Regions from separate parts of the Homo sapiens genome. Here regions 1 and 2 are each linked to region 3. Evidence: chromatin loops called from intact Hi-C (ENCODE). Cell type or tissue: Calu3. All regions are shown on one strand. Each heading gives the region's core, and the rest is flanking DNA. Links, peaks and the distances in the headings are about the cores only.

Region 1 (10,468 bases), core at 1,349-9,348, 190 kb before region 3:
TATGTCTTCAACTATTTTTTCTTTTTTTTTTTTGTTTTTTTCTTGCCCATATCAAAAATGTAGACTTTGCTCTCCCATCAAATAAAGCCATCTCTTTTTTCTACTCCCTGTAGCCACCATCTAGTCTCTTACTTCCCCTTTTCCTGCTGAGCTTCCTAAAAGCATAGCTTGTTATATATTTCTGTTATCTCCCATTTATTTCTCAACTACCCTTGATCTAGATTCATTTCTTAATACTTCTAAAGGTAGTTCTGGCTTAAACAATGGCATGTGTATTTTCATATTTTGTGGACACGATTCCATCTTGATTGACCCTCTGCTCCCTGACATCATTCTCTCTGGTTTCTATACTTTGGAATTTAGTTGGATTTAATGTTTCTTGAATGGACAAATCCATTTCCTGCATATATTTTACTAGAATTGAGTAGTCACCTAGAGAATGCCATGTAGATGACAGCAGAACAGGCCAAGACATATTGCTTGTTCCATTTTTCTTCATTTCATCTTGATATGGTTTGGCTTTGGCTCTGTGTTCCCACCCAAATCTCATCCCGAATCCCCATGTGTTGAAGGAGGGACCTGGTGGGAGGTGACTGGATCACAGGAGCTTTTTCCTTAACACTGTTCTCATGACAGTGAGTGAGTTCTCACGAGATCTGATGGTTAAAAGTGTGGCACTTCCCCTAATTCTCTCTCTCTCTCCTGCTGCTATGTAATATGTGCCTTGCTTCCCCTTTGCCTTCTGCCATGATTGTTTCACCCTCATGGGGGGCCTCCCCTGCCATGAGGAGCTGTGAGTTAAACTTCTTTTTTTTTTAATAAATTACTCAGTCTCAGGTAGTTCTTTACAGCAGTGTGAAAATGGACTAATACACACCTCATTTTACTTTTATTAAGATAAAGAACATTTTAAAATGCATTCTGAAAACTCATTAACAGCACACTGAGTGAATCATTGTTAAATTAAATGTTTCTATGTCAATTTATCTGGTAATTTTCTCTTCATTACTATGATAGCCATCCAAAGATAAGGTTCCTTTTTATTTAACATGAGGAAGGCGCCAACAAAATTATAATGCTTTGGGACACAGAAAAATTTATGAGAAATGTTACCGTGTATACTGCAAAATAAGACTGAGCTTCACCCATGAGCTGATGAAATCCATTATATAGTATTTTCATTTTGAATATTTCTTGTTTTCTGAAGGTCTGAATAAATCTTAAATTGAGTAAATCAGGAGGTACTAAGCTTCATGGTGGTTAAGAAAAGAGGGAAGAAGTATTTAAGTCTACAAAATGTATGTGTTTAAAATAATTATAAATGATATTTTATAGAGAATAATTTGAAGAAAATATAATGATCTTATCACTAAATTCATAAAAGTATAAATTGTGGATTATGTTTTTATATTTTTGATGACTTTGAATACCCAAGAATAGAGAAATAAAGTCCTTGCTTTCAGAAATAGGTGTAGCATGATGCTTTTCAGATTAAGAAAAGTAGTATAATATTTCTGCCTCTCCCTTAGTTCTGTTGTGCCTATATCTCATACTTCTGGCTGTGTTAATATCCATGGGTTGGACATGCTACTTTACTGTCAGTCCTATATATCCCCAAGATATTGTGTTAACATTTAAGGACCTGCAATAGGTACACAACTTAACGACTGAAACATTTGTAGTTTTATTTATATAGTCTATCTCAATTAAATCCAAAAAAGAGTCTCAAGATTACAAAAACTCCCAGTTAATACAGGCATCTTGAATTAGCCTACATGCCAACTTGACCACTGATGAGGAGATTCTTCAGTTTCTTTTCCTCAACACCAACTGGTTATATGGCTCAGGAATAGTGATGTTTGGGTAGCTCTCCTAGCTCTGAGAAAAGGTTTCTAAGTCAGCATGTGAGTTTCAGTACAGCTACAAAAAAAGAGCATGAACTCTGGACGATTTAACAACCCACTTTCCAACTCACTAACAGTAAGGTGACTTTGAGGAAGTCACCAAACTTTCTTTTGCCTCAGTATTTTCCACTGTAAAAAAGGGGTCACGTTATTACCTGAGAGGTTTATTGCAGGCTTAACTGTGTCAATAAATGTGAAGTACTCATGAAAGGAGCTGGTAGAAAGTAAATAATGTGCTAGCTGTTTTTTTTTTTTTTTTTTTTTTTTCCAGAGGCCTATATCACTGATCATTTATCTTGGAATAGGAAGTTCAAGTGCCACATCAATGCTGATCACTAGATTTGTGACCCTGGGCATTTTACATGATCCATGTGACTTTATGTTTTTCACTGGTAAAATGAGATTAATAATTCCTGTCCCCATTATCCCACAATGACTTGATAGGTTTTCTCTTGTGAAGGCTCATAGTGGTGCAGAATTTTTCTTGGCCTTTTCATCAGGCTCACAACAGGGGTGCCCCACTTACTTGGCCAACTATGCTCAACCCCTTGAAGGAGGCAGCACATGAGCAGGTTTGTGAGGGATCGAGCCAGCCATTCCAGGTGCCAGCAGGAGCAAGCTCTGTGCAACAGTGCCCAGGTGGGGTGCCTGTGACCCTGAGGCCCCAGAAGAGGTGATACAATGCTCCTTTAGTTCCGCTGGTTATGGATGGCTATGTGTTAACAGCTCATTTGGCCCCTTGCCTCATCATGTGGGGCGGCTTCCCTCCACCAGAGAGGGCAAAGGGCTAGTGTGACAGCCTTTTTTGGGTACCTGCACTCAGTGGGTCCTGAGCTCTTGCCTGGTGTCCAAGAAGAATGAGGTCGCATGGACACTTGAAGGATGCTGAACGTGAATAATTTTATTGAGCAATGGGAATGGCTCTCAGTGGAGAGGAGAGCTGCAGAGGGAATGGAAGGGCAGATAGCTCTCCCTGAAGTTCAGCCGTGTCTTCCCCAAAATCAAGCCATCTCTTCATTGCCAAAGTCCAGCCATCTTGTCTCCAAAGTCAAGCCATCTTGCTGAAGTCAAGCTGCCTCTCTCCCTTTACTGACTAAGTCTAGGGTCTTTATAGGTGAAGGATAGGAATGGGTTAGGCCATAGGTAGTTTTGGAAAAGGCAACATTCGATTGGTAAAACTACATTATTCAGAAAATACTAATCAGGAGAGAATAGGCAAACAAGAATAGAAATTCTCATTTTGGGCCACAGGTTTCAGGCTACTTTGGCTTGAATGTGGGATTTCACTGGACATCTGCCCCTATCTGCCTAGAATTTCTCTGCCTCCTGCCTCTACTAATGGTACACAACAGCAAACATCACACAATGCAGGTAGGAACTCACAGGCTAAGGGTGAGCAGGAACACACGTCTCTGGCTTTGCAATAGTCTGGAGAGATGTGCTTAGACCATGGGACTGGGTGCTGACAGAGGTCATCTGCCTTCTGCTGCTGTCTATTTTTAATTGAGTAAGTATAGCAATGATGTTTCTCAGGGGAATAGATACTTTAAGGTTTGGAGAAAGTTTTCTAACGATGTGCTGGAAAAAGCCAGCTCTCTAGCACTTGGAGACGGTGAAGAAATTTGCTGGGCCACCCAGAGAGACTGCTCCAGCACTCCTTTTCTTCATATAATTAAAGGACAAAATATAAGTAACATATTGTTAAAATAGTAAAGCATTACATAAATTAATTGAGTCTCTCTCTGAATAGCAAAAGGTAATAATGAAATACTGAAATGAAGAGTACGATTTTCTGTGTGGAGATTATAAAACACACATGAATATTATGTTCTAAATCTTCAATAGATGACTTCTATTGAAGTATTTTATTCATTCATTTATTTTTAGAGATGAGGTCTCACTCTGTCATGCAGGCTGGAGTACAGTGGTGCAATCATACCTGACTCTAATCTCAAACTCTTGGGCTCGCAGGATCCTGCTACCTCCTAAGTCACTGGGATTACAAGCATAAGCCACTGCACTCAGCTATTTAAATATTTTAAAATCCAATCTTAAAATAATCTTTTTAACGGTGAATCTTTAGTGCACAACTGGGGTGAGTGGTGAAATCAATGGCCAAGGAAATTAAAATAATAATTGAAAATGAACAAATTGTTTTACTTTAATAAAATTATATTTCTAAAATCAGCAGCAATATTTGAAAGCCACTACTTTGGATACATTCTTTTTTAAATAATAAAATCAGTTTTTTGTATATTCAGCAGAAGAAAATTTACATGTATATTTGTATATAATATTGGAGATTAAGTGGAAGTTTTAATTTGCATGGCCATATTTCAATGAGGAAGTAGAAAATTTTACATCTTGTTCAATATACAGTAGGTAATATGTGATAGAGCTAGAACTCAGATCTGCATGTGCTGTAGTTCAAAGCTATGGTTTCTCATTCTAGAAATATTTAGCTTGCTACAGTACACAAAGCGATACTGCCCTCTGGCCACTGCTGGCTTCATAGGCCTGATTGCCAGGTAGTCACATAGGACCCTGTGCTTGCATTAATGTGCTGCTGTTTCCATCCTGAATTCTTAATAATATTTGAAGAAGGAACATCACATTTTAGTTTTCACTGAGCTCAACAAATTATGTAGCTAGTCCTGCTTCTGGAAAATATCTTAACATCTCTTAAAATAGTCTCTGTGTTTGTAATGAATGTGATACAACCTATTCTAATTAATAAGAAAAATTGTCGCTGGACAACCATAAGACTGATCCATTTCTTTTCATTATTGGTAAAACAGCTTTACCTCTCAGATATCAGTTTCTCTTACCTATGACAATTGCACTTATTGACCCCAAATGTGCTTGCTTGTTGCTGAAGAGCTCTCTACCCATAATGATGCTTTCTGAAAGTTCTCCAAAGGAAAATACTCTACTGAGCCCTTCTGTAGCTGCCTAGAATGCTCTTCATTTGGTTTATGCAAACCTCTTAGCAAACCACAGGGGCAGTTGCAACTTTCTCTAGTTTACTGAGGGGATACTTTGGCCCTTCTTGCATCTATCTTCAAAATACTAAGTCTATGGGAAAGAGAGACAAAGAGGTGTTAAAACACTATCGATAAACTATATCTCCTATCTAGAAAGAATGTACAATTTTGATCTCGTGGTGTTTCTGTAGCACATTATGTAAATGTCTTTAATAGCCCTATCACCTCGTAGAGTTGTTGTTGGTTTAATTGTGTTTCTCCTCCCCTACTAGGCTCCTTAAGTAGTAGGATACAGCCTTGATCATCTATTTTTTTTTTATCTTTAGAGCCTGAAATGTAGCCCAAACTTTCATGGAGTGTTTATTAAAATGAAATGAAATAAAATGCCAAAGTTCCCCCTTTATTCAATGACTTTGGCAGTATATATTTCAATGACAATTATGCATATTTTCAGGTGAGTTATGTAGAAACTTCCCCAAACTAAAACTAATGAATCCTCAAAACAGATATGTAAGTGCTTCATTACCTAAAAGCAATGTTTCCAATTAGTTTCTGCTTCTGGGTTTTATTTTCCCAATGTGATTTAGCTAATGTTTTAGCTAAAGAGAAAGTGATCCACTTATTAATGTCCTAGCATAAGATAAAGTGAAACACTATTAGCATAAATCTTTCTCCAATAGCATTTGACAAAAACCATTGATAATTAGGTAGGCAACTACAAATTGATTTGTCAGACAGCAGGATCATAAAATGCCTTTTGTCCTTTTCTCATTTGATTTTCTTTGTCCTGGAATACTGCACTTATATATGAAATTAGTGTCTCTTGAATGACACAATGTGATTGAGGCCATCTTCATTGTAACGAAATAATTTTTCTACATTAATAAATGTTTTATATATATTATAATATGTAATATATCTAAATTTATAGTTTCAGAACAATTTTTATAACTATATATAGTTTTATAAGTAATAGAATCAATCTTCAAACTCATTAATCAGGTTAATAAAAATCTCAGCAACTGAAAACTATAATTAAATTTATTCAATCTGATAAGAGTATCTAGATGTTTCAGTTACACTTATGGGTATGTTATTAATATGCATATTCCAAATTTGGATAAAACTCTTAGAAATCTAATATGTTATCCATCATAATTGTGGCTACCATATTGTATGCCACAAAAATAACTAAATTATCTTGTCAAATGCTGATTATAATAAACTTCCACCAGATTTTTAACCATGGCTATTCTAAGTTTTTGTCACTCACAGTGATTATTTTGAACTCTTCTCTGAAAGCATGTGCAATCAGATTCAAGGAAAGACTAACAAGTATTTGTATGTCCTCTTAAATATAGGTTTCTAATATATTTAAGATCAATGGGCAAAATAAATTTTTTTCAAAACTTTAATGAAGAAACTGATGGGTTCATAAAATTTCTAATCAAGAACAAGCAGAACAAAAATTAATTACATGAGATTGGACAACTAGTGAAGATAATGTTTTTATGACATTTAAAACATTGTTGACTCTTTATTAAATTTTTTTTCCAAATGTAAGAAATTTTTGTTCTCTCAAACTATTTGAACTTTACAGAAATTTGGTAAAATATACATCTGAAAACAAAGATAGAAGGAATTGCTTTTTCTCCTTCTTTGATTCCACCAAAATTCAAAAGTGTTCATGATTATTCTCATGACAATATGGTTATTTGCATAAGTCCAGTAAAAATCTGCTCTCTCTATATAGCAGGATACAATTGGAAACATTGTTTATATTACCAAGTCTTTGACTGAAATACCACTTTTGAGAATGCCTGGTTTCAAGGGTTCCTTACAGTACAGCCTTTTTATCTTCCTAGCAGATAAAAATGGTTACTTCTTGGCAGGCCCAGAAACCTTAAAGAGTGTATGTAAAATCTAAAGTCTGCCTTGGTTTGGCTTCCTAGTCTCAAGAGGTTTTCTGAGATTCCTTTATAATCAACATACAGGAAAAAACATATTTCCAAAGAAAAGCCACAATACATCTATTATCAAACTGTAGCCCTGTGCATTGTTTTCAAGTTCTTGCTATCTACCAATAGACTAGACTAGATCCTGGATTCTTTTACATTCTTCCAATCCAACTTTCTTTCATGGAGTTATTAAAATTGGGAACTGCTGTGTTCTTAATGCCTTATATGCTAAAACTACAATAATTTTAAGGAGCAAGACTTGTACCTATTGGCCACACAAAAAGTTTACCAAACCCACCTGATGCCATAACCAAGAGACACTCAAATTGCAAACCGGGACAAGAAGATGACATTTTCATGCAGTAGACAGTTTTCCACAGATGCCAGAGCAAGACTCCATGTCATAATGAGACTCTTACCCCTCTTAATGCCTACCTTTTTCACTTGGCAGGATAATAGATAATCTGATTCACTCAATTAGTTGCCTTTAAGTCTAGATTCATGGCTCTAAACCATTATGCAAATGGAGATTGTTATATGACTATTAATTTTACTTTGTATTTTCCATTTTTAAACTTTATATTTGCCACTTGTTAAAATTCTGCAGAAGTACAACTCTTAACAAAATAATACTGGCCCAGCTCTTTGAGATGATAGCAAAAGACTACAGAAGAGATGAAATTGAACTTAATAATGAACTCTAGGTAGGCTTAGCCTGAGAGCCACTTCCTTCAAACCACCATTGTTGTTCAAATGCAGTTAAAAGAGTTCTGACACTGACTCCTACTCACCATTCTCCCAACATGGGACCAGACCAACAAACTGGAATAGGTTCATTCTGGCAGCAAGAGATAACACAAACCTAACTATAGGATGATTGATCAATGATGTTTTCAGAGAAATAGCTTGATCAATAGGGGGAAATGAGAAAGTTGTCAGAATAAAAATAGAGTTGCTTGTGTTAAAAATGAAACCTTAAAAATTGCGCCAGGAAAGGCTACAAAGAGAGGGTTCTCATGTATAAATGCCTGATAAAAATGATCACAAAGGACTGCAAATTCTGCAGCCTTGAACAAAGGCCATTACAACTTTACACAAAAAATAATTCTGAAAAGACATCAGTCTAGCAACTGCCTATTCAACATCAAATTAGTGTCACTCTTGTTACCGATTCTTGTAGCTAAAGATAATTATATAAGAATTATGTGATCATCTTCATTTTTTCTTTAAAAATCTTTGCCTTCCTTTACTTCCCTGAATATGCACATAGTTTACTATGGCCCACATATGCCCATTATAATGCCCTACTCCCAAATAAATATCTTTTTCTTTTTTTCTGTTTGTTATTTAGGTTGACAAAGGTAACAGTATTAGCCAATGTACAAAATCAATTGTATTTCCATATACTAGAAACAAAAAACTAGAAAATATAATTGAAAGATGCCTTGTCCAAAAGCATCAAAACACTAGATATCTGTAATAAAAGTAATAAGAAATATGTAAGGAACTTTTTTTTGTACTGTGCTAACTACAAAACTTACATGAAAGAAATTAAAGGAGCCCTAAGTAAAAGAGAACTATATGACATTTTCATATTAGATGTTTCAATATTGTCAAAATATCAGTTCTCCATAAATTTATCTAAAAATTCAATAAAAATCCAAATAAAAGTTCCAGCAAGATTTTTGCTTATATATGTAGAAAGTGGGTGGCGGGGAGTAGCCAGATGCTATTGATTGTGTGATAAGTCTTTTAGCAGTGTTTGGCATTTTAGACTATTCAAATGTTTTACTTTGATAAATAAAAATTAATTTTAAGTTTTTAATGTACCTTCAATTTCCCTGCTATGTGACAAGCTAGATAGTCCAGAAAAGATCCAAAGATACAAAGTTGAGAAACATCAGCATTTAATGAATGGGTACACAAGAAGATTTAATAGAGCCTAAGGATGAGTGACAAGAAAAAAAAATCAGAGAATGGGTTTTCTGTAAACGAATGAAAGACTTTAGGAAGGAATGATCAACAATACTAAATGCTGTACAGAATTCAATTAAGGTAAGATTTAAAAGTATCCCTTGGTAAAAAATAAGGTCATGGTAGAAATGCAAAGTCACCACAGTGGACTTGTGGTGAATAAGAGGCAAGGAAGTGGAAAAAGAAAGTAGAGAAAATTGAAGAAGCTTAAAATGAAAAAAAAAAAACCAACAAAAATATTAAAGGGAAAGGTAGCTATGTGATCAAAAGAAATTTTGTTTAAAATAAGGTCCTCAGCATGTTTAAATACTGATAAGCAAAATGTTCTTGGGATTAGTTCCCAAACTTGGCTGTGCACAAGAAACACCTGGAAAACTTCAAAAAATTTTAGTGCCTATATGTGACATGGTGATAGGGATATATAAGAAACCTTTGTACATTCCAGTCAATTTTGTTGTGAGCCTAAAACTACTCATTTAAAAATATCCAGTGCCCCAACTGTACTTTAGATAAATGAAATCATTATCTGGGGATAAGACCAAAGCATCAATAGTTTTTTAAAGCTCCCAGGTGATTCCAATGTGTAGCTAAGTCTGAGAAGCACTGCATTATTCTAACGTTTTCCACAATTAAAATTATCTTGAGAATTTGTTATTAATAAAAGACAGATTGCTGGGTCTCATCCTCAGAGTTACTGATTGACTAGGTCTAGGGTAGGACTCATTCATTTGCCTTTTTGGAAGTTCCCAGATTATGTTAATATTGCTGACTCAAAGCTGCACTTAGAGTGACCTTATATTCCAGAGACGGAGACTGAAGATAAAAGAAAGAGGACATACCTGAAGATCCCCAGCCATGCTGCATAAAGATGGGGTAATTTGGATGATTCCAGTGGTCCTCTAAAATGTTTCATAAGCCTTCATAATTTTCTTGACTTGCTGCCTTTAGCAAGCAGCTCACAGAATTCTGGCTGAAGTCTGGTAGTTTGCTCGAGTGCCAAAATTTTCAAGTGTGGTTCCGATTAGTAGTAGCAGCAGCTTCACCTGGTAACTTGTTAAAATGGAAATTATCAGCACACCCAAGACATGCTGAATCAAACACTTTGGGGATGAGATGCAGCAATCTGTGTTTTGAAAGACCCTCCAGGTGATTTTGATACATGCTAAAGTTGAAAACCGCTATTTCAGTGAATGGCGTATTTTACGTGTTTTCAAAAGCCAGTCTGTACATCTAATTCCCCCTGCTAGAGGCTGTCTTTGCTTCTTGTGCCCTTGCTTCCACTTAATCATCCCTAATGCCTACCGAGTCATCTGAAGAAACTTCACTTGTGCTATGATTTGTTATGGGAATGTCACTGGGTGTAAGTGCTGTCAAAGCTTCCAATCCTTAGGGTGCTAGACGAGCATCAATTAATCTACAATGTTAGAGGTAAACTTTGTCCCTGAAACAATTTCACCTGTGTCAGGAAGCATACATGGTTTCTTCTTGAGCAATGTTACCAACTTCTAATCCTCAATACTCAAAACACAAAGGATGAGACCAGACACCATAGTATATACTTTCTTCTCGTCCTCCTGTAACTGTTTTGTTACATGAAATGTATTGGCATAATTGAGCTGAGGACAGCTTTATTTTTTTCAACACAGCC
Region 2 (10,468 bases), core at 1,330-9,329, 71 kb before region 3:
CTGCATAATCTGGAGGGGAGGAATGCTGAAAGAACAGGAGAGAAAATCTGTTCCCACAATCCTTTGTATAACAGCATTAATTCATTCATGAGAGCTCCATCCTCATGACCTAAACACTTTCTAGTAGGCCCCACTTTCTAACACTGTTGTACTAGGGGTTAAGTTTCAATATGAGTTTTCAAGGGAACAAAAACATTCAGACCATAACACTATGCAAGTATGATACTCAGATATCAAACAGACTTTCACTTTAAAGGGGAAAAGTGAGTAACATAATAATAGGTAATGCCATTGTGCTGCTTGCTATCAACATGCCAGACATGGCTCAATGAAGATTTCATATCAAAACTCATAAAATTCTTAAAACAACCCTTTGAACTGTATTGAAACTATTTAGAAGTGTGGCCACAGGTGGACTGGTTGGTTCCCCCTGTTAATAGGCCTATTTTACAGATGGGAACATTAAGGCATGGAAAAGTTATATGACTTGCCCAAAGCTCAAAACTGCTCAGAGGAAACTGCGGCACAGCTGGGACTAACTCTAATGGGATATTTCCATGGTCTCCACTTTTAATCATGAGAAAATGCTGATGTTTATAATAAATCATTTTAAATACTTAAATTTTATTCAATTATTTTCTTCTGAGGAGTATTTTATGGATATGACAAAACTACTGGTAGGTGGGTGCAAATGGAGACATTTAGGGCTAATTAGGCCAGACTACATTTGAGAATTTAGCCAGCAAAGTATCCTGCTTGTGTGTTTTTAATTTGAGAGACATTAGCTGGGCTGCAGTTTTGGTTCTCTACTGATATGGTTTGGAAGTATGTCTTCTCTCAATCTTATATTAAAATGTGACCTTCAATATTGGAGGCGGGCCCAGTGCAGGGTGTTTGGATCATGAAGGCAGATCCCTCTTGAATGGCTTTGTGCTGTCCTCATGGTAATGAGTGAGTTCTCACTCCATTAATTCACATGAAGGCTGGTTGTTTTTTATGCCACCTTCTCCCCTCTCTCTCTTGCTCCCTCTCTTACCATGTGACATACCTACTCCCTCTCTGCCTTCCACCATGAGTAGAAATTTCCAGAGGCCTCACCAGAGCTGAGCAGATACTGGTGCCATGTTTGTACAGCCTGAAGAACTGTGAGCCAAACAAATCTCTTTTCTTTACAAATTACCCAGTCTCAGGCATTTCTTTATAGCAATGTAAAACAGACAAACGCACCTACCTTCCCTCATTGCTGGATGTCTTACACCTGTAGTACTATGCATTTATCTTACTTGTCTGGCCCAAGCAGGTGGTTGAGTCATGAGTCTTGGTTATCAGGTTTAGTCCTAGTCAACATGAGTCCTAAAACAAAGCTCACAAAGACACACAAGTACATGATGGGATATATCTCCTTTATTTTTTTTTACTGACATGGGATTACTTTGTTCTCTTCTGGCCCCTACCTATATGAGGAGTTTCTCTGTGGGAACTTCACATCATTCTCCTTAGAAGTCAGAATGTAATCTCCTATGAGTTATGGCAAACAAGAAAACAAACAGAAATCTGTAGGAGTTGCCTGATAATAATTCAAATTCCCAGGGTATATATTTTCCATTTGAGTCACAGATCAGAAAATGATTCAATAAATATAGTTGATGCAAATCTCAGACAGGTTTTTTTTTTTTTCTTTTTTAATGGTCTACTATTCTTTGTTAACTGAGACTCCCTGTTCTCCCACTACCCAACCCATAGGTGGCCTGCAGCACCTGGTAAACAGAAAGGATAGATTTAATTGAAAGACTCCTTTTATTGCAAGGCAATTGACAAATGTTACCAGAAAATAAACTCCCACCATTCCCAAGGGAACGGATTTCAATCTGGTGGAACAGGCTAGACTACACGGAACTACACTGATTCTGACGTGAGTCAGCAGAGGGAACAAAAGGACTGAGATACTTAGAAACTCTAGTGAGTAGGCAAAGTCAAGTGCTTTACATATCTCAAATTCTTTTTTTACTTTCTCTCCCTTCATTTGTGAAACAAATTTCTCCTAAGACCTTTCTCTAGTGGGGCACCAGTAAGTCCACAGGTGGCTACAACTGTAAATACTCTTGAATTCAGTGCACATGGATTTTCCTTATTATAACATCAGCAGTGTTTGGTTGGTGACTCATTTGCAGAGTCTGCGGCAGTGCAGGGGTTTGTGCAGATTCAGCTGTAACTGAAACTTAAGCCCAGCTTGGCCAGACACCCACTACATTCTTACCTCCCTGTACTCTTGTGGGCTCAAGACTGAGTCTCGCTCTGTCGCCCAAGATGGAGTGCAGTGGCGCCATCTCGGCTCATTGCAAGCTCTGCCTCCCGGGGTTCACGCCATTCTCCTGCCTCAGCCTCCCGGGTAGCTGGCACTACAGGCACCCGCCACCACACCTGGCTAATTTTTTTGTATTTTTAGTAGAGACGGGGTTTCACCGTGGTAGCCAGGATGGTGGCGATCTCCTGACCTCGTGATCCGCACCGCCTCAGCCTCCCAAAGTGCTGGGATTACAGGCGTGAGCCACCGAGCACGGCCGAATGCAAACATTCTTGATTCTCCTTCATTTCCCTCCTTGTTTTTTGTCTTTCTGACTGTATTCTCTTTGATAGTGTATTTAATATTTACTCAGTTGAATTAAGCTTATTTTAATTTACTTGTAAGTTAAGTTGATAACTTTCCCTAGTTTTGTTACTGGAAAGGGGTCCTGATCTAGACCCCAGGAGAAGAGTTCTTGGACCTCACTCAAGAAAGAATTAGAGGCAAGCCTATAGACTAAAGTGAAAGCAAGTTTATTAAGAAAGTAAAGGAATAAAACAATGGCTACTCCATAGATAGAGCAGTGGCATGGGCTACTTGACTTAGTATGCTTATAGTTATTTATCAATTATATCTCAACAAGGGGTGGATTATTCATGAGTTTCCTGGGAAAGAGGCGGGTAATTCCCAGAACTGAGAGTTCCTTCCCTTTTTTTATCACATAGGGTAACTTCCAGACATTTCCATGGCATTTGTAAACTGTCATGGTGCTGGTGGGGTCTTTTAGTATGCTAATGCATTATAATTAGCATATAATGAGCAGTGAGGAAGGCCAGAGATCACTTTCCTTGACATCTTGGTTTTGGTGGGTTTTGGCTGGCTTCTTTACCACGACCTGTTTTATGATCAAGGTCTTTGTGACTTGTGTCTTGAGCTACCTCCTGTGTCTTCCTTTGACTAAGAATGCCTAACCTCCTGGGAATGCAGCCCTGTAGGTCTCAGACTTACTTTATCCAGCCCCTATTCACAATAGAATTGCTCTGGTTCAAAGGCCTCTGACAGTCTCATATCACAGTGACTCTCCCACCTGCATCAATTCGTCCTATAAAGCATTACTTATTTAGGCACCACTTATATTAGGTAAGTATGTAAAATAAAAAAGTATTCTACAAATTATATAAACCAGTCATTTGTTAGGCCCACAAAACTTCAATACTTAACACTTACCCTTACAACTTCAGCTTTGTATCTTTTTTCTTCTATTAAAAAGCTTTAAAATCAAGTGGTTTTAAAACATGCACAGTGTAGCCTAAAATATTTTACATAAAATTAAAAAAATGTTGAGTAGGAAATGTATTTTAATTACAAAATTAGATACATCTTTAAAGTCTTATTTTGACTCCCATATTTCTTCTTTACCACAATATAACTTGCTTGTTTACAAACAAAACCAAAATTACTAAATAAATAATATATAGCTGTTAAAATACTAAAGGCTGATCTATTTTATCAGGATATTAAATTAACTCTGTGTCTTGCTCCTTCCTTTTGCCTGTTTTATGTTCCATCAATAAATTGCAGCTGTTTAAGGGGACCAGACCAGAATAACATTCAAGAGGAAATAAGCTGTCAGGAATATTTGAAGGGAATTGTTTATACAAAAATATTGAGCAACAGAATAGGAGAGTAAGCTTGGAAACAGATCCATAAATCTATGAAAAGTGGATGGCTGGCAAAAGTAGCAATACAAATCAGTAGAAAAGATGAACTCTTTGCTGTTATTGGAGCGATTAGCTGTTTGTATACAATAAAATTAGATATCTACTCATATATTAAAAAGTTCCAAATGGAGTAATGACCTATCTATGAAAAATAAACCTTCAAAACAAAAGAAAAAAAATACAAACCTTGAAAAAATGATATGATTTAAAATTTCTCTAGACAACAAAAATATTATTTCACAAATAAAGTGAATTAAAAGCCATATCCTGAGAGAAGATATTTACAATGCCTACAAACTTATAAAAGATTTGGTTGCATAAAAAGAAACTTCTACAAATTAATAAGAAAGTTGACAGCAAACAAATACAAAAATTACTAAAGTGTGCAAAAAGATGATTCACATTAGAGGAAACATGAACATCTAATTTTAACAAATGAAAACATACTCAACCTCACAATTTCATGCAGATGAAAACAAGAATGAGATTCCCAATTAAAAATATTGGGAATTCACCAAAACAAAACATAACCCAACAATACCAGATCTGATGGGGGATGTAAAGCTGTAGTGATGGTCATACACTGGTGTTTAGACAATAAATTGGTATGATTTATTTGGAGAGCAATATTACAATATTTCATAATGATGTTTAGACCCTTAGAAGCAGCAATTTTACTCATAAGGATAATCATAAATGCTTTTTTTGACATGAGCACAAGGATACATGTACAGAAATATTCATTGAAGTTGATTATAGAGGAAAGAGGAAAGTTGGCATATTATTCAGGGTTCTCCAGAGAAAGAGAACCAATAGGGGTAAAAAAAGTGAATATATACCGTGTGTGTGTGTGTGTGTGTGTGTGTGTGTGTGTGTGTGTAAACAAAAATTGTGGGAGGTCATTGTTTTGGAGTGAGCTCACGCACTAGACTCCAACAAACCAGATTAAACCACAATAGAGTCACTCATGCCAAATGTTACACAATCATACTGAAACTTTAAGGAAACAGACAGATCCCAAGCAGACCATTTTTTTCCCCTGAAAACAGGAAATTTCAATCTGATTGAGTCAGCATAATAAGGAAGTCCCTCTGCTTTAACCCTTACAAAAAAGTAACCTGAAGTAATCTGATGTTAACCAATCATTTTTTTTTAATTGTGCCATTTCCTCATTCCCACCTTACAAGGCCCATTGTTCTTTTATTGTCTAGTCAATGAGAATGATGAGACTTTATTTCCTGGTGATATTTGTAAGTTGGCCTACAATAAGAGGAGTCACAACAGCCTTCAATTACATTGCTATCCTTTCTGTTTACCAGGAGCCACAGGCCACCTGTGGATTGAGTAGCTGGAGAACAAGGAGTCTCAGTTAACATAGATTAGTTGATTATTAAAAAAAGAAAAAAAAAACTGCATGAGATTTGCATCAAGTATATTCATTGACTCATTTTCTAATCTGTGACTCCACTGGAACTTACTTCATTTTCTGGAGCCAATGTTTCTCTAATGATCATTCCAAACTTTTTGCTAGAATAAATTCTTCAAGACTGAATTCTGATTCTTTTGATTATTTCAGATTGACAGAGCTAAAGACAATGGAAACAGTTTCAATAGAAAGAAGCTACAGGACTTCTTACAGCCCACAGTACCAGAACATCAAGCTATTTAGCTGCAGATGTGTACTACTCTTGAAGATAAGAAAAGCAGTAATCCTGAGGGCAATTCAGAGGTCATCAGGTCTGTCTCCTTGGTTTTCAATGGGGGAGAGAGCCATTGCCTTGGTTTCAACAGGCTAGACAGTGGCAGCCTGGAGCCTGGAGAATGAGAATTCACTCAGCTGAGCCTTGGGGGTGGATGTGACTCTCACATTGCAGAGCTTTGAGGGCACAACCCCCACCCAAAAAAGCCTTGCAGGACATGGGTCTCAAAGACAGAGCATCAAACTAAAAAGAATTATTCTTGAGCCTCAAGATCTAATGGCATTTGTTTGCTAGGTTTTGAACTTGATTTGGACATGTTACTCCTCTCTTCCTCCCAACTTCTCCATTTTGTAATGGGAAAGTCTATTCTATGCCTGTCCCACTATTGAAATTTGGAAGTACGTAACTTATCTGGTTTCACAGGCTCACAGCTGGAAAGAAATTTTGCCTCAGGATGAATTGTACCTTGAGTCTCATTCATATCTGATTTAGATGTTTCTTAAATGAGACTTAGAAGTCCAGAGTTGATGAGAGAATGAGTTATGGATTTTGCTACTATTGGGATAGAATTAATACATTTTACATGCAAGAAAGACATGAATGATGGGGGGCCAGGGGTGGAATGTTATGAACTAAATGTTTGTGTACCTCTCCTGCCAAATTCATATGTTGAAACTCTCACCCCTAATGTGGTGGTATTTGGAGTCAAGGCCTCTGGAAGTCAATTAGGTTTATAAAGGTGGGGGTCTCATAATGGGATGAGTGTCCTTATAAGAGGAGGAAGAGAGACCAGGGCTTGGACTCTCTGCCATGTGAGAACACAATAAGAAGGTGGCTCTCTCCAAGACAGAAGGAGGTCCCTCACCAGAAACCAGATCTGCTGGTACTTTGATTTTGAACTTCCCAGGCTCCAGAACTATGAGAATTAAACGTCTCCTGTTTAAGACAGCTTATGATATTTTGTTGTAACAGCCTGTGCCAACTAAGACAAGACTGAAGAGATATGGATGTTAATGACTGATAAGTATACAAAAGGAAGTGAGGAGCATGGTATGTATTTTCTCTAAGAAAATGTTGATCATCTTAGAGAAGATTTACATCAACATGAAGAGACCGATGGTAGAAATACAGAATTAAATGCACTTCAGGTGAAGGTTCAGATGAGTGGAAAAAAACTTGTTATTGGAAACTGGAGGAATGGAGATCTTTTTCATATCATGGCAGGCAGCTCAGCTGAATTGTATCATGCAGTAAATGTAAAGTTACTCACTATTTTATTTTTTGAAATTAATAAGTATCTTATAAGAAGCTACTTTGAGACAATGTAAGTACTGCATATTGCTTTTCCTTAAATGTTCATCAGTAATTTTAGCAGCCACCGATGTTTCCTTGCTGGAATAAAATTATTGTGATGATGACTGTCAAATGGTCATTTCCTACCTTCGTCATTTCTTCTATATTTTTTAGTTGACTTCTAATGAAACAAACAAACAAAAACCCCTTTTCTTTCTTCTTTCCTTTTCATTTAATCCCTTCCTTTCTTCTTTCCTGCTTTCTCCTTTACTTTTTGCAGCAGATAAGTTCTTGAGGGAGCCATGAATCGTATAAAAAAGTGTCATATTATTTTACCTACTGGATTGATGGTGACTATTGTTTTCCTTGTCAGAAAATAATTATTAAAGAAAGTCAATATAGATACTCTCTTAACTGATCTTAATTTACCCAACTCCTTGGGTTGACATTTCCTATTCTCTCTGTAAAACCTAATTATTAGCTCAAATTATGCTGAATACACTTGACTATTACATTAAGAGGGTCCCTATTGACTCTCTAGTTCTAGGGTACGTCTACTCTCTCAAAAGTTCTACACCAACTAAAAGTGATTTGTATTTATTTGTAAATCAGTTTATACAAAAGATTATTGTAGTTACAGAAAGTAAATATTTTTACTTGCTTTGATTAAATATTAATATAAAAGATTGTTTCTATGTAAGTTAATCTGAATTCCTTTAAAATGCTTATTAAGTCTACTCAGTAAAGTTGATTGCTACTGAGTTAGTAAAGGGTGAGCCAAATATGAATGACTGAAAAATCATGGTAAAAATTGACTGGTCTACACTAAGATACCTTTGAAAGTGTCTTAGAATTCTGGCTCTATTGAAACAAAAATAAACTGTGTATTTTTATAGAAGAAAGACAGTGCAGAATAGTAGACCCACACTTGGCCCTTGCCCCTACTTAAAAGATTGATAAATAAATAAATGATATGATAATAATAACAAAATAATAAAATTCACCCTTAATTTATTTTAAATATATTCATCTTTTTTACAGATATGCTTCATCTTTTATTGACTTTTTTACTTACACAACTAATTATTAATACCATCTCCTCAGATAAATGGACTTTGGTTATTTTGATAGCTTTCAGGACCTGAAACGTAAATCGATTCACACTGTAAATTTGAAAGATAGATAATTCAACAATTTTAGGCCATCTACCATGTATCCAGGTTTTGGTGATGAGGGAGATACCAAATCACCATGAGAAAACTTCTGTGTAGACAAAGTAACTTTCTCATCTGAAAAGGCTAGACTAGTTCCTAGAGAACAATCAGGCAAGCCATGCTGCTTGGGAAAAAAAAAAAAAAAAGTGCAGCTTTAGAGAAGTCCACCACCTGATTCCTAGAGACTGAGAGAGAACTATGTGTAGGAAAGGACACTTGATCTTTCCTACCTCCTCCCACCTCAGCCTCTCAAAGTGGTGGGATTACTGGTGTCAACCACCATGTCTGGCCCCAACCTGAACTTCTTAATGTGGCTAAGGCACTGTATGATCTAACCACTCTTTAGATGTCCTACCCCCTGCATGTCTTTCACTCACGAAGGAACACAAAACCAGTGGCCTAGCCACATTTCAGACCCCTGAGGTGACTTCTGTTTATGTTCTTTCCTTTGCCTGAAATAATCTCACTTGCCTTTTGTCCAGCAAACTTTCTTAGTTTAAAAGTTACTTCCCCTAATTTCCTGACCATTAAAACTGAGTTCAGTGTCCCTACTACCCCTCTCCATAGTACTCTGGATCCTATAATCAAACATTCCATATGTATAATTGACCTTAAGCATCTTGTAGAAAATAATTTTTGTTGCTTATTGAGACCATCGTACCTAGCGTAACTACTGGCCCAGTGTAGAAGCTCCGTATGTACTTGTTAAATAATTGATGAGCAGTTTCAGTGCCCTTAAATCAATCAACTTTTTTTTTTTATATTCATTTCCTCCTCAGGTATAACGTTTACAAATACATTTATGTGAATTATTTGAGTGAATCTGTCTTTATTCATAAAAACTGAAATAGATTTGCAAAAAAAATAATTTTGCGAGTAAATTATCTTCTGCTTGTGACTTGCAATAACGGGGAAAGAATTCAGGCAGTATGATTTAACAGAAATGTGCTTAGTAGGAGCCATGGTTTAAAGGTATGTGTGCCCCCAAATTCATTTGTTGGAAACTAAGACCCATTTTGACAGTATTCAGATATGGGGCCTTTAGGATGTGATTAAGTCATGAAGGCACCATTCTCATGAATTGGATTGGTGACCTTTTAAAAGGGCTCGGTTGGGTCCCTGTTGACCTTCTGCCTTCCGCCATGTGAGAATGCAGCAACAGGGTGCCATCTTAGAAACAGAGAGCAGCCCTCACTAGACACCAGAATCTGTTGGTGACTTGATCTTGGACTTCTCAGCTTCGTGAACTATAATTAACAAATTTTAGTCCTTTATAATTACACTGTCCCTGTCTAAGGTGTTTTGGTATAGAAGCCCGAGTGGACCGGGTGGTAGACTAAGATCTAATTAACTCTGTAAAGTCAATATAACCGAGAATTTCTCTAAGATATTTTCAGGTGGTTGCAGTCTATTGGCAATACCTGACTAAAGTTGAAATGTTTCCTAGCAACTAACTCCTTTGCTGAAATAAATAGGCCAATGTTTGTTCCCTATCACTGCCAGACAGAATAACCTCAATGTGTTAATGATGGAAAACCCCCAGAATCCACAGGCAGAAACAAATTGTACTTAGTAGGCAAGCAGATCAATTTTCCAAATCTATTCAGAATTCAATGTGGGTAGATTTATAATCTGCATTTTGGCATAAATCTGATGTTTTCTACCATATAAACATTAACAGTAGGTTAACGTTTAACTTGAATGCTTGGTGTGTGTATGTGTGTGGAGGGTTGTTAAGTGCAGAGCTCTGTGACCAGTTGTACTTGTTCCTTATCATTCCATGGCCCTCTCAGTTTGTAAATCATGAGTTCAGACTCTGTATTGTCAGTTGTTTCATCTGGTTTCAGGGGCCCAGATTATTGTTCCTCTCTCTCTCTCTTTTCTTTTTCTTGAGAAGCAGTTTCACTCTTGTCACCCAGGCTGGAGTGCAATGGTGCAATCTCGGCTCATTGCAACCTCCGCCTCCCAGGTTCAATCAATTCTCCTGCCTCATCCTTCCCAGTAGCTGGGATTACAGATGCCTGCCACCATGCCCAGCTAATTTTTGTATTTTTAATAGAAACAGGGTTTCACCATTTTGGCCAGGCTGGTCTTGAACTCCTGACCTCAGGTGATCCACCTGTCTTGGCCTCCCAAAGTGCTGGGATTACAGGCATGAGTTACTGCGCCCAGCTATTGTTCCTCTCTTAAAATAGCTTGCCACATTTTGACACTATAAAGCTAAGATTAAAAAAGGCTCTAACACAGAAGCCAGAG
Region 3 (10,468 bases), core at 1,576-9,575:
GGAGAATGGACTGTAAGATGGAGAGGCTAGTGTCAGGGAGAATAAGCAGGCTTAGGAATAAGATAGTGACAGTTGTGAACACACAAGAAGAAATAATTTCTTCCCTTAGAATGACAGATACAATTTTAATGTAAATACAATATGTCAATATCCAGACTACATTCTGTTCTAAATTATTTTCTAATTCTATAATTAGGTTCTACATAATTAAAATTTTAACTGCTAACTTTAATAGATAAATTATATTTTCTAAAATCTAATATGGAACCATGACATCTGGCTTTGCATGCAACCCATATAGAAGAATTTATTGAAAGTTAGAAGCTCTAATTCTTTATCTAATTCTTCATTTTTCTTTGTGTTTTTTCTATAACTCCAGAAAAGTTATATCTGAGCTTAATCTTTTAACTCATGATCAGCATAATGTTCAGGCTTTTGATTCTGGAATAAGTACCTCACTCTTACCAGAATAACAGGTTTATTAAGCTGTTTTTATATTATTATTCTCTGGGCTTTGCTTATATTTCCAGTAATTCCTCTGCAGCAAAATAAAATAGTCCCTGCTTCATTAGGACCTGGCAGTGCTACCCTCTGCCAGATCATTGTGGTTGTTACTACCTTTTTATGTTAATTCCAAGTTATTTTTGTTACATTTTTAAAAGTCACCCATTTTATCTGCTTTCTTGCTTTTCATTTTGCCCAGATGCATTAAATTAGGACCCTCAACAAAATAAATTTAAACTGCCTTCTCCAAGGCCTAATATTCTAAGATCTAAATCCAAAGAAAATAACTAAATCCTATCTTTTTGTTAACTCGCTGTAGCATTTAGCCTGGTTAATCACTGCCCACTTTATAGAAATCTCTCCTCTCTTAATTTCTAAAGCATCAGACTTTTGTTTTTCCTGCTATTCTCCAGGTAATTTTGCTCTGTCCCTTGTGGACTCTTCTATTCTTTAAAGTATGGTGTCCCAAGGCTTTCTTCGACTTTTGACACTTATCTTTTCCTGCTATATAGCTTCAAGGTTTTATGTCACGCACTCATAGTTTAACTTTCTAAGTTCAAAACTTTAAGCTAGAGCATTCTCCTGGCAGGTACTTGCAAATTTTCTGGACTTTGATGTTCCATAAGCACCTCAAGACCAATACATTAAGAAATGAATTCCACCTTCTCAACTTCTCTTCTTACTGCACTTATGTGCCGTAAAATGAAATAGTAATGAAAGTATTATAGTATGCATTGATGGTAAATTAGGTACCAAGTAATTTCAGAGTATATATTTTGATGAAAGGACACATACATCCTCATAAATTACACACCAACAACGTACCCATAAAAAATAACAATTTAAAAAACTTTTAAAAAAGGACGAATATATCTTTCCCACCTTGAGTACTCATGTTGGATTGATGCCATATCAAATCAAATCACCACTGAATTTTGTGAAATAAAATACTAACAGTTGAGATTCAAATATGTTGGGTAGTGTGATAAATCCCAGGAAAAGTTATACATCTTTATGAGTTAGACATTCTGACAAATACATCAATGAAAAAATGAAATAGATATGTATCAGAGATGGGTTCATTTAGAAACAAGTGAAAAGAAAGGTTGACAGTAGTCATGTAGAAAAGAAAGACATTATTTTAACAAATTTTATTCTTAAGTTTTTTCCTATGAATTCAAATGTCACAAGTTTTTCCTTATGAGGCAAATCTGGATAATTGTTTTTAAAAATAGTTGTACTTTAACAATTGTGTGCGTATGAGCCGTGTGTGCTTATATGTATTTTTAGAGCTATATATTAAATGGGTTTATTGTTCAAAAAATTAAAAACACAGAATTATTTAAAGTAGTATTTAATTCCCCCCGTTATGCCTGACCCTACATTGAAATAATTACTGTCAATATTTTGGTATGTATTCTAGATTTTTAAATTTTAGAATGCCCTATTTAGTGTACATGTAATTATTTTTATTAACATTTTAAATGAATTATTTCATTTCATTCAATTTCATTTCAGAGTTCACGTGCTATGAAAAGGGTTTGTTTTTCCTTTACCAACAATATTACAGATACTTTTTATCCCTGCTTCCTTCCCTTCCACCCCCATCTGCTTGGCTACCAATCTATCTCATTTTTAAGAGGAGACAATTCCATTCTATGTTTGAACAATAATTTATTAGCTAAATCACCATTGGTGAACTTTAGTATGTCTTCATTTATTTTACTGAGAATGTTAAAACAATGTTGCAGCAAGCACCCTGACACATCTTTGGAAGCTTTTGTGATTACTTAGCAAATCTATAGGCAAAGTTGCTTACTCGACTAAAATATACATTTAAAATAAATGCACTTGAAGCAAATTTTCTCTCCTGATTAGTTATATCAATTTACCTTACTGCCAAGAGTATATACTTTCTTGAATCTTTGATAACAATGGATAATTCAGATTTTTGAATCTTCTATTCTGATTCATTTCTTTAATAGAGAATTTGAACATAATTTTATTTTTACTGGCTGTTAATACTTTCTTTTAGTGATTTTTATGTTCCTGTGCTTTTCCTATTTTCTTTCAGTATATTTGTCTCATATATTTGCAGAAGCTCTTTCCTCATTATGGATAAACACTGTGTCTTCTTTTATATTGTAAGCTTTTTTTCAATTGTCTTAGTTTTCATTTGCCTTAGTTGTTTTTTAATTTATTGCATAAGAAGAAAATGTTGAATTTTATTTCTCTATTTTTATATCTAGATTTATATTTGTGTGTGGCCTAAAATCATATTTTAATTTTTCTTAATGGTCATATTAGATAACAATATTTTCAGCTTCATGTTACAGTGTACCTGAACACTTGTGACTTAAGCAATAACACCTTTAATGGTCTCAGCTAAGAATTTTGGAGGTAGGTAGTCCAGGACAGGGAAAACAATTTCATCGTATCTTCAAAGACCTGTGTTCCTTCTATGTTTTTTGGTTTACACTTTTAGAGTATTGGCTTGTTGACTTATTCACACAAGATCATTGCTCTATATTCAGGTATCACATTGTGTTCCCTGGAGGAAGAAGTAATCAGAAAAATAGAGCCAGCAACATCTTCCTCTTTTTACAGAAAAGTAAACGCTTTACTGAAAGTCCTAATAGAGTTATGGTTATGTTTCATTGACAATACCTGACTACATGGGGCCCCTAGATACAAGGAAGCTGAGAAAGTAATAGTTGTAGGGCTGTAGAGTAGACCTATAATCTGGCTATCATGCTTTTAAACGTATATCAAAAATATCTTACATGGTTTTAGATGATTGCGTACCTATGCTTCTGCTGTAGCAAATAAGGAACATAACATTTTCATATTCCTTTCTCTCTTTCTTTCTCTCTCTATCACACACACAGACAGCACATTTAGCCTCTGAGATTGATATGGACAAAAGGGAGTTTGGAAATGCACTAGCTAAACAAAAGTGGCTCCATATTGGCTAAGGTTTTCCTTACCAGAGTTTATTGAATGATTATTCAATGAATAAATAGTCATTTATTTATTGACTTATTCCTTTGAAAAACATCATTTTATCATAAATTAATTTTCCATATAGAGTAAGCATCATTACATTTCTGGACTATGTACTCCTTTTTTTTTTTTTAATTTCTACTAAGAACCAAACTGTCTTAGTTCCTGTAGTTCTTATTTGTACTGAGACGCTGTCAGAGCCAGTAACTGTGTTTCTGGGACTTGGCTGCCAAAAATCAGGAAGACACATATTCCTATTGATGATTGCATGTCCATTTCTCCCAGCTGTGTTTTGTAGGCCAGAATAACCTCGCTCATTAAGGTTGTCTGACTAAGTTAAATTTATGAACAGCCCTTGGGAAGAACTTATTTTCCACAAAAAATATGCATTGTTCTGAATTTGATCACAATCATATGGGTTCCCCAGAGTTAGATCTAGGAGCTTAATACTTCTCTCAAATCTTTACAATATTTCTGTTGATCAAAAAAGTTATCTCATGGTTTTGAAAGGTGAGCTACTAATTTGAAATACCTTAGAGTAGATCTATATCCTGGCTGGCATTCTTTTAAATGTATATCTTAAAAAAATCAATATGGCTTTTAGGTGATTTGCATACCTGTGCTTCTGCTGTAGCAATTAGGAAATTTAACCTTTTCCACCTCTCCCTCTCTCTCTCTTTCTCTCTCTCTCTCTCACACACACGCACATTATATGTACTTATTTTTTAATTTTACAAGAATTGAATCATAGTTCTGCACACATGCAAAGTAAATGCTTTTCCTTTACCAACTATATAATAATTTCCATCCTGTCTATCTCTCTATGTATTTTATCATCTAAAAATCTCATTCTAAGAAAACAGAACCCCATTCTATATGTGAACCATAATTTATTAAACAATTTACCATGTTGAGCATTTTATATATTTATGTATAGTCTTTTTGCATATACTCTTGTATAATAAAAAGACTTGTGGGCACAAAGTAAAACAAAGTAATTTAATTTTTATATTTCTCATTTTCTAAGTCTTCAATATATGGAGGTTGCACCTGGTCATCTCTGATGTTATGCACAGTTGAAACCCTCTGTTTTCTTGTGAGGTCCAGTGCAGGCCATTCATATGTGTGGAAGTGCTTTGAAATACTCTAAATAATTCTAAAAAATAAGATGATATCATTATTATTATTGCTTAAAGATAATAGGCTAGAGATCTATAATGGGATTCTAGAGGGACATTACAGTACTATAATATAAAGGCTCAGGTTAAAATAAAGTCTATATAAGTAAGCCAGACACTGATTACTATAGTTTTGAAAGCCAAATTTTGAATCCGGAATTAAAAATAAAAGTTATACTATTTTGTCAGCATTAGAAAAGAAATTGTTTATGACACTGGTTGTACATTAGAATTACTAGTCTTTTTTTAAAAAAAAGAATTAAGTGACTTAAAAGATACTCTTAGGGATTTTGACTTAATTGGTACAGAATGAGGTCTGGGTATGGATATTTTTAAAAAATAGCTATGTTATTTAAACATTTAGCCTGGGTTAAAAGTCAACATACGATAAGTTGATTTTTCTACATTTATATTGCTTTTTCCTGCTTCTGACCCCTGACCTTAACTCTAGATAGAATATTATGGTTTTATGTTCTTATCATCTTGTTACCTTAAAAGCCTATTTAAAATGGTGGGGCATTTGTATCCATTCTTAGACCTACTCACACTTGCTCAATGACCTTGAGTCACCAAACTGGGACTTGACTCCATGGATGTGTCTTGGTTTGGCCTATACATTTCCTCTGAAGGCGATCAGGATGCAACATACAAATGACCAAAAATGAGTGGATTTTCTGTATAATTTTAAATAATTTTAGATTTTGTGTACTGATGGTTTAGCTCTTAAATGACAAATAGAAAATCAGAGTTGGGACTCTACTTTCAATTATATGCTTGATTTTATGGTGCTTTTATTTAACTGTTTGGTACGCCAATGTTACTCAGTTTCCTTAGAAAAATAGGAATATATGCATTCACTAAATTGATGGAAACTGTCCATCAATTCAGTCTGCTCATTAAAAATAGTAATTACTAAACTTTCATCATGTGCATAATACATTAACAAATATAGTGTTTCTCAGTTTATTAAAAACATAACATCAAATTTTACCCTTCTACACACAAAATTGATGTGTTTTATTTCCCAGATTACAGAAAGAACAAAATGAATACTCAATAGAAATTTGTATTTTCAAGATTCTGCTGGTGTAGCTAAGCAATGCCATCATAATGTGAAGTGTTGCTGCCATCTGCAGCATGAAAGACTTATTAAACATATATATTACCTAGGCATATGTAACTGGATTTTAAAAAGTAACAACTGTTTAATTCTCTATTAGTCTTTCTATGTATTTTCTACAGCTAGCTTTCAACATAATTAAAAATATGGTATAGTTTAAAACATTCAATGTACTTAAGAATATAATATAGGTGCCAAAATGAATACTGACATTTTATTTTATTATTTGGTTAAGCTAAAATTAATATTGAAGAGGCAATGAAATGGTAGACCGAAACTGCTTTTATGATTTATTGATATTGGAAAATATTTTCCAAATCTTTTATGTTTAATAAAGTTTTTTATTAATTACTCCAATATAATGTAAACTTTTTCTCAAAGGTATTTTTTCAGGCTTACACATTGGCTACTTTATCTATTATGTGGAATAATAACCACAAAGATAACCACAGAATAACACCACAGATATACTATCAGTGGATAAAAGAGTTAAAGTTGTTTATATGTTACCTTTCTAAATAGAAAGAGTACATAATATTGATGAGAATATTATTAATTCAGGTCTTAAAGGAATAAAAGCATCTCTCCCCTAGTTTTTTGGCTTCCCATTTTATTTCCTTATTTTAAAAGTGATTTCCTTGTGCCATTTCCTGCCCACTCATATTCTTCATTCTGGAAGGTCGACAAAAAGCTAACAGTTTTGTAAAATCTGTCAAGTTACTTAACCTTCCTGAGCATTGATTTTTTTCATCTGTACCTTTGGGCTTATAATGTGTGGCACTGGAATCAGATGAGAAATGTTTGTAAGAAGTCTAGCCCAGTGTCTCATAATGTTCATTAATGCTAGGCTTTATATATTTGTGAAACAAATAGTCTTATCGTGTTTTAATTTTGTTTTGGGCAAAATATCAAATTTTAATATTTGAAATCTCTTATAGTTCCATTGTAATTGTTTTTTAAAAACAATATATTTATAATTAAATCAAAAATGCCTTGAAATGCATTTTCAATAATGCTGATAATAATACTTGGCAGACAGTCATAAAATAGAGGCTCAGCCAGCAAAAGTTACTATGGTTTTTTCCATTTCTTTAACAAGATTTTTAATGAAAATTTTTTTCTTTTTAAAATATATTATAGATCCTTTAAATTATTCAATTCAAATTATTTAAATATGTGATGCCTAAATTTAACACCTAGACAGTTAGAATGAACCACAATACATGTCACTAAGTACAATTCCCACCTATTTTTAATGGCAAAAATTTCACAGCATAAGAAATAGACAAAATCCATTTACACTTATTTAGAGAAATTTTATTAAAAAGAATTTTTTCTTCCAAGGTGAGCAAAACACAATGTAAGGAGAAATGATAAAAATCAAAGTGTATAGAAAGGAAAAAATGCTTAATTTGAAAAGTCAAAATATGATAAACAATAATTTCATTTCCCCTTATTTTAGCAATTAAAGAAACAATAATATAAAACTTACCAAACAGGAGTAAGAGTAAATTATGAAGTAGTAAACGTTTATGTTATTTCCTCAGTTTGTTTTCATTTTGAAAATAAAATACAACAAATCTAAAAATAATGTGTCCATAAACCTCTAATTAAGGCTCAAATGAATTAGAATTTCAGTGTGCAACCTGTCTGGGCTATAACCTGAATTCTTCAGATCATCTATCCAAACCCCTCTTTTGTAGGAAAGTCTGATTTATCTAACAAGTTTTAGCTTCCTTCCTTCCAGATATTATGGCTTCGGAAAGATATTGTTTTGTTCCTCCTTAATACTTGTCAATTCGCTCAGATTCAGTTTCCGAGTTTCAATACAGTTTCTAAACAATTTCGAAAGCCCCTAGAAGATGCTTTGGCCAAATACAAAGTACGTAAATTCAGAAGAAAATATTAGTTGAATCATCATCTAGCACCATCACTTGGAGGATACGTGGGGCACAGCTGAGTGGGACAATGTGGCCTAGCCTAAGAGAGTCTGACCTCATTAAGCACATTCTGATCTTATGCAACCTCTTCATTCTTCATTCTGACTACTATATTTCTATTTCTTCTGTGCCTTTGTTTGTGCTGTGCTCTTCGCTTGGAATGTTCTCCCAGCCAAACACTTCCTAGCTTTGACCCCACTTAGCATGGAAGACACATATTCAACTCATGCGTTATTTGTTAGCTACTCTCTAGGGGTACTAACTTTCCACCTTAAATGGTATTGAATGCTTCCTTTTTTTGTGCCTTTGTGGTACATTCTTTTTATTGTAGCACCTGTAACACTGATTTGAACCTGTTCTTATGAGTGTCATGGCCATACCTTCAGTTTCTAATGACAAAAATTGGAATGAACTGATTTTATATACTAGAGTTCTTAAAATCCTTTACATTCCATATCTAACGAAATGCCAAGTTTTGTCAATTTCTCTTCCTAAACTTGCCTTGCAAGACTGTATGTGATTTAGCCCCTAGCTACTTTTCCTACAGCAGTTCATTTCTCTCTCTTCTTGTTTACTGTACTCCATACTGGCTTCCTGTGCTTCTCAAACTTGCCCAGTTGCTCTTGACTCAGAGCCTTTGAATTTGCTTTTTTTTTTTTTTTTTTTTTTTTTTTTGAGACGGAGTCTTTCTCTGTCGCCCAGGCTGGAGTGCAGTGGTACGATTTCGGCTCACTGCAATCTCGGCCTCCCGGGTTCAAGCAATTCTTCTACCTCAGCCTCCCGAGTAGCTGGGACTACAGGCCACGCTGCCATGCCCAGTTAATTTTTTGTATTTTAGCAGAGATGGAGTTTCACCGTGTTGCCCGGCTGTTCGAGAACTCCTGAGCTCAGGCAAGCCGCCCGCCTTGGCCTCTCAAAGTGCTGGGATTATAGGCGTGAGCCACCGCGCCTGCCCCGCATTTACTTTTATATCTGCCTGGTACACTCTTTTCCTAAATATTCTTAAGTCATGCTTTCTTCTTTCTGGTCTACGCTAAAATGTAACAGCAGTTCTATTTCTATTTTGTTACCCTGAATTACTTTTTCATGGGTTTGAGGGTGTAAAATTCTCATCCTTCTAGGAAAGAATTGATTGTTCACTCCTTGCATTAACAATCAAACGAGTAACAATCAAAACTAGTATTAAACCTGCTTAATCAATCAATGATTGATTACAAAAGTACACACACTCTGAAAGACAATTGGAAACATCTTCTTTACATGATTTCTGAAAATCAGATAATCAGCAATAGCTTTAGTCCAGTGAATAGATTCCTAAGGGTCAGCCAGTCAGTGAACATATTTACATAGCTAAAGTCAATACTCCAGCATTTAAACTCCACACTTTCCCAAAACCTTATATAATTTACCTTCTTTGCTTATAAATTGTGTCTTGCAAAACCAGTTCTCCCTTGCCTGAACAAGTAATAAGTTCAGCTTATTGTTTTAGATATTGAGTGGTAGATTCCTTGTCAATATTTGTGGTTATCTATGGTAACCTTAACGTGTTGTTATCTGTTGGTTTATTATCAACTCTATTCTATGTAAGCTCCACAAAGGCAGGAACCTTGTTGCTTTTGTTTACTGTTATAACTTAATGCTGACATTGATGCCTAGTGCAGTGTATGCATTCCAGAAATATTTGTTGAAGAGAGTTTAGAGCAGGGACAATGTACCATTGAATATAATATCCCCAGTGCCTAATATGGAGCCTAGTACATAGAAGTGGTTTCAAAAATATTAGCTAAATAAGTGAATGAATAAGAAAAAGTTCAAGAGTGACTATAGTTAATAACAATGTTTTGTATTCTTGAAGATTGCTAGTAGTAGATTTTAAGTGTTCTCAGCACAAAACAAAGTGAGATAATGCCTATGTTAATTAGCTCAAGTTAGCCATTCTACAATGTATAGATATATTTCAATACATCATGTTGTACATGATAAATATTACACTTTTATTGGTCAATTATACAATAAATAAAAATGAAAAAATGATTAATTGTCCATGTATTATTTAACACATTTTTAGGAACATCCTTGAAGTAAACCAGAAATTATTCAGATCTTAATGGGTCCACATCTAGTTCTCTTAAACTCACTTCTCTTTTTAGAAATATTCTAGTTGAAAAGATACCCACTTTCCTTTTTTGACATCTCTTTTTGAAAGACTTAAAGGCATTACAATTTCAATGACTAAAACTGAACCTATGCTCTTCCCCTAAACCAGATCCTCTTTTAATATTTCCTCTGTCAGTAAATGGCATAGGCCAGAAATCCTTTCTCCCTCACAGAGAGTAGGTAGGAAGAAACTAGACAGGTAGTCAGTTAGGGTGGGTCCTGGGTTGAATTCTTTCAAACAAAAGAACAGCCTGCAGGCATAAATAAGGGAACTTGCATAGGAGGGCTTGCCTAAGACATGGCCTCACTGCATAGATAAGACAGGCCACACAGCTGACTTGCCCAGACATGTCTGCAATGGAAAATTCCATCCCCTGACACATGTGCAGTAAGGGGAACAAAGCAATATGGAGTAACTCAAGGTAAGGGCCTGCATGCACACTAGGAGGACAGAGTGGAGCTACCAGAAATTTGTACTTTATGCAAATTAGATGCCCAGCCCTCATTGGTTTCTTAAAAAAGCCTCTGTATTCAACTGTAAAATGGCAACTCTTTTCTGGGACCCT

Evidence for each region. A loop is a pair of places that touch in the nucleus more often than their neighbours do. Peaks named below come from ENCODE experiments on the same cell type or tissue, not always from the same donor. Only the 100,000 strongest peaks of a DNase experiment are listed, where the experiment ranks them.
Region 1: it touches region 3 in a loop (4-fold over the local background); 4 of 110 quality-filtered maps call a loop at or near these places.
Region 2: it touches region 3 in a loop (5-fold over the local background); 6 of 110 quality-filtered maps call a loop at or near these places.

The regions. Positions count from the first base shown.
Region 1 is chr3:146,378,185-146,388,652 of GRCh38, forward strand. No RefSeq gene overlaps it. Among named protein-coding and RNA genes, the nearest start is that of PLSCR2, 86 kb to the right of the region's middle. RefSeq lists an enhancer at 9,315-10,468. In Calu3, for the core only: no CTCF peak of the experiment used is centred there; a DNase peak (open chromatin) is centred at 4,407.
Region 2 is chr3:146,501,768-146,512,235 of GRCh38, forward strand. No RefSeq gene overlaps it. Among named protein-coding and RNA genes, the nearest start is that of PLSCR2, 37 kb to the left of the region's middle. RefSeq lists enhancers at 1,856-2,672, 2,310-2,359, 4,984-5,649. In Calu3, for the core only: a CTCF peak has its summit at 1,775; DNase peaks (open chromatin) are centred at 1,854, 2,224, 4,914, 5,334 and 1 weaker place.
Region 3 is chr3:146,572,063-146,582,530 of GRCh38, forward strand. It overlaps a transcript of PLSCR5 not described here. Among named protein-coding and RNA genes, the nearest start is that of PLSCR5-AS1, 12 kb to the right of the region's middle. RefSeq lists an enhancer at 9,619-10,468. In Calu3, for the core only: a CTCF peak has its summit at 5,809 (motif pointing left); a DNase peak (open chromatin) is centred at 5,809.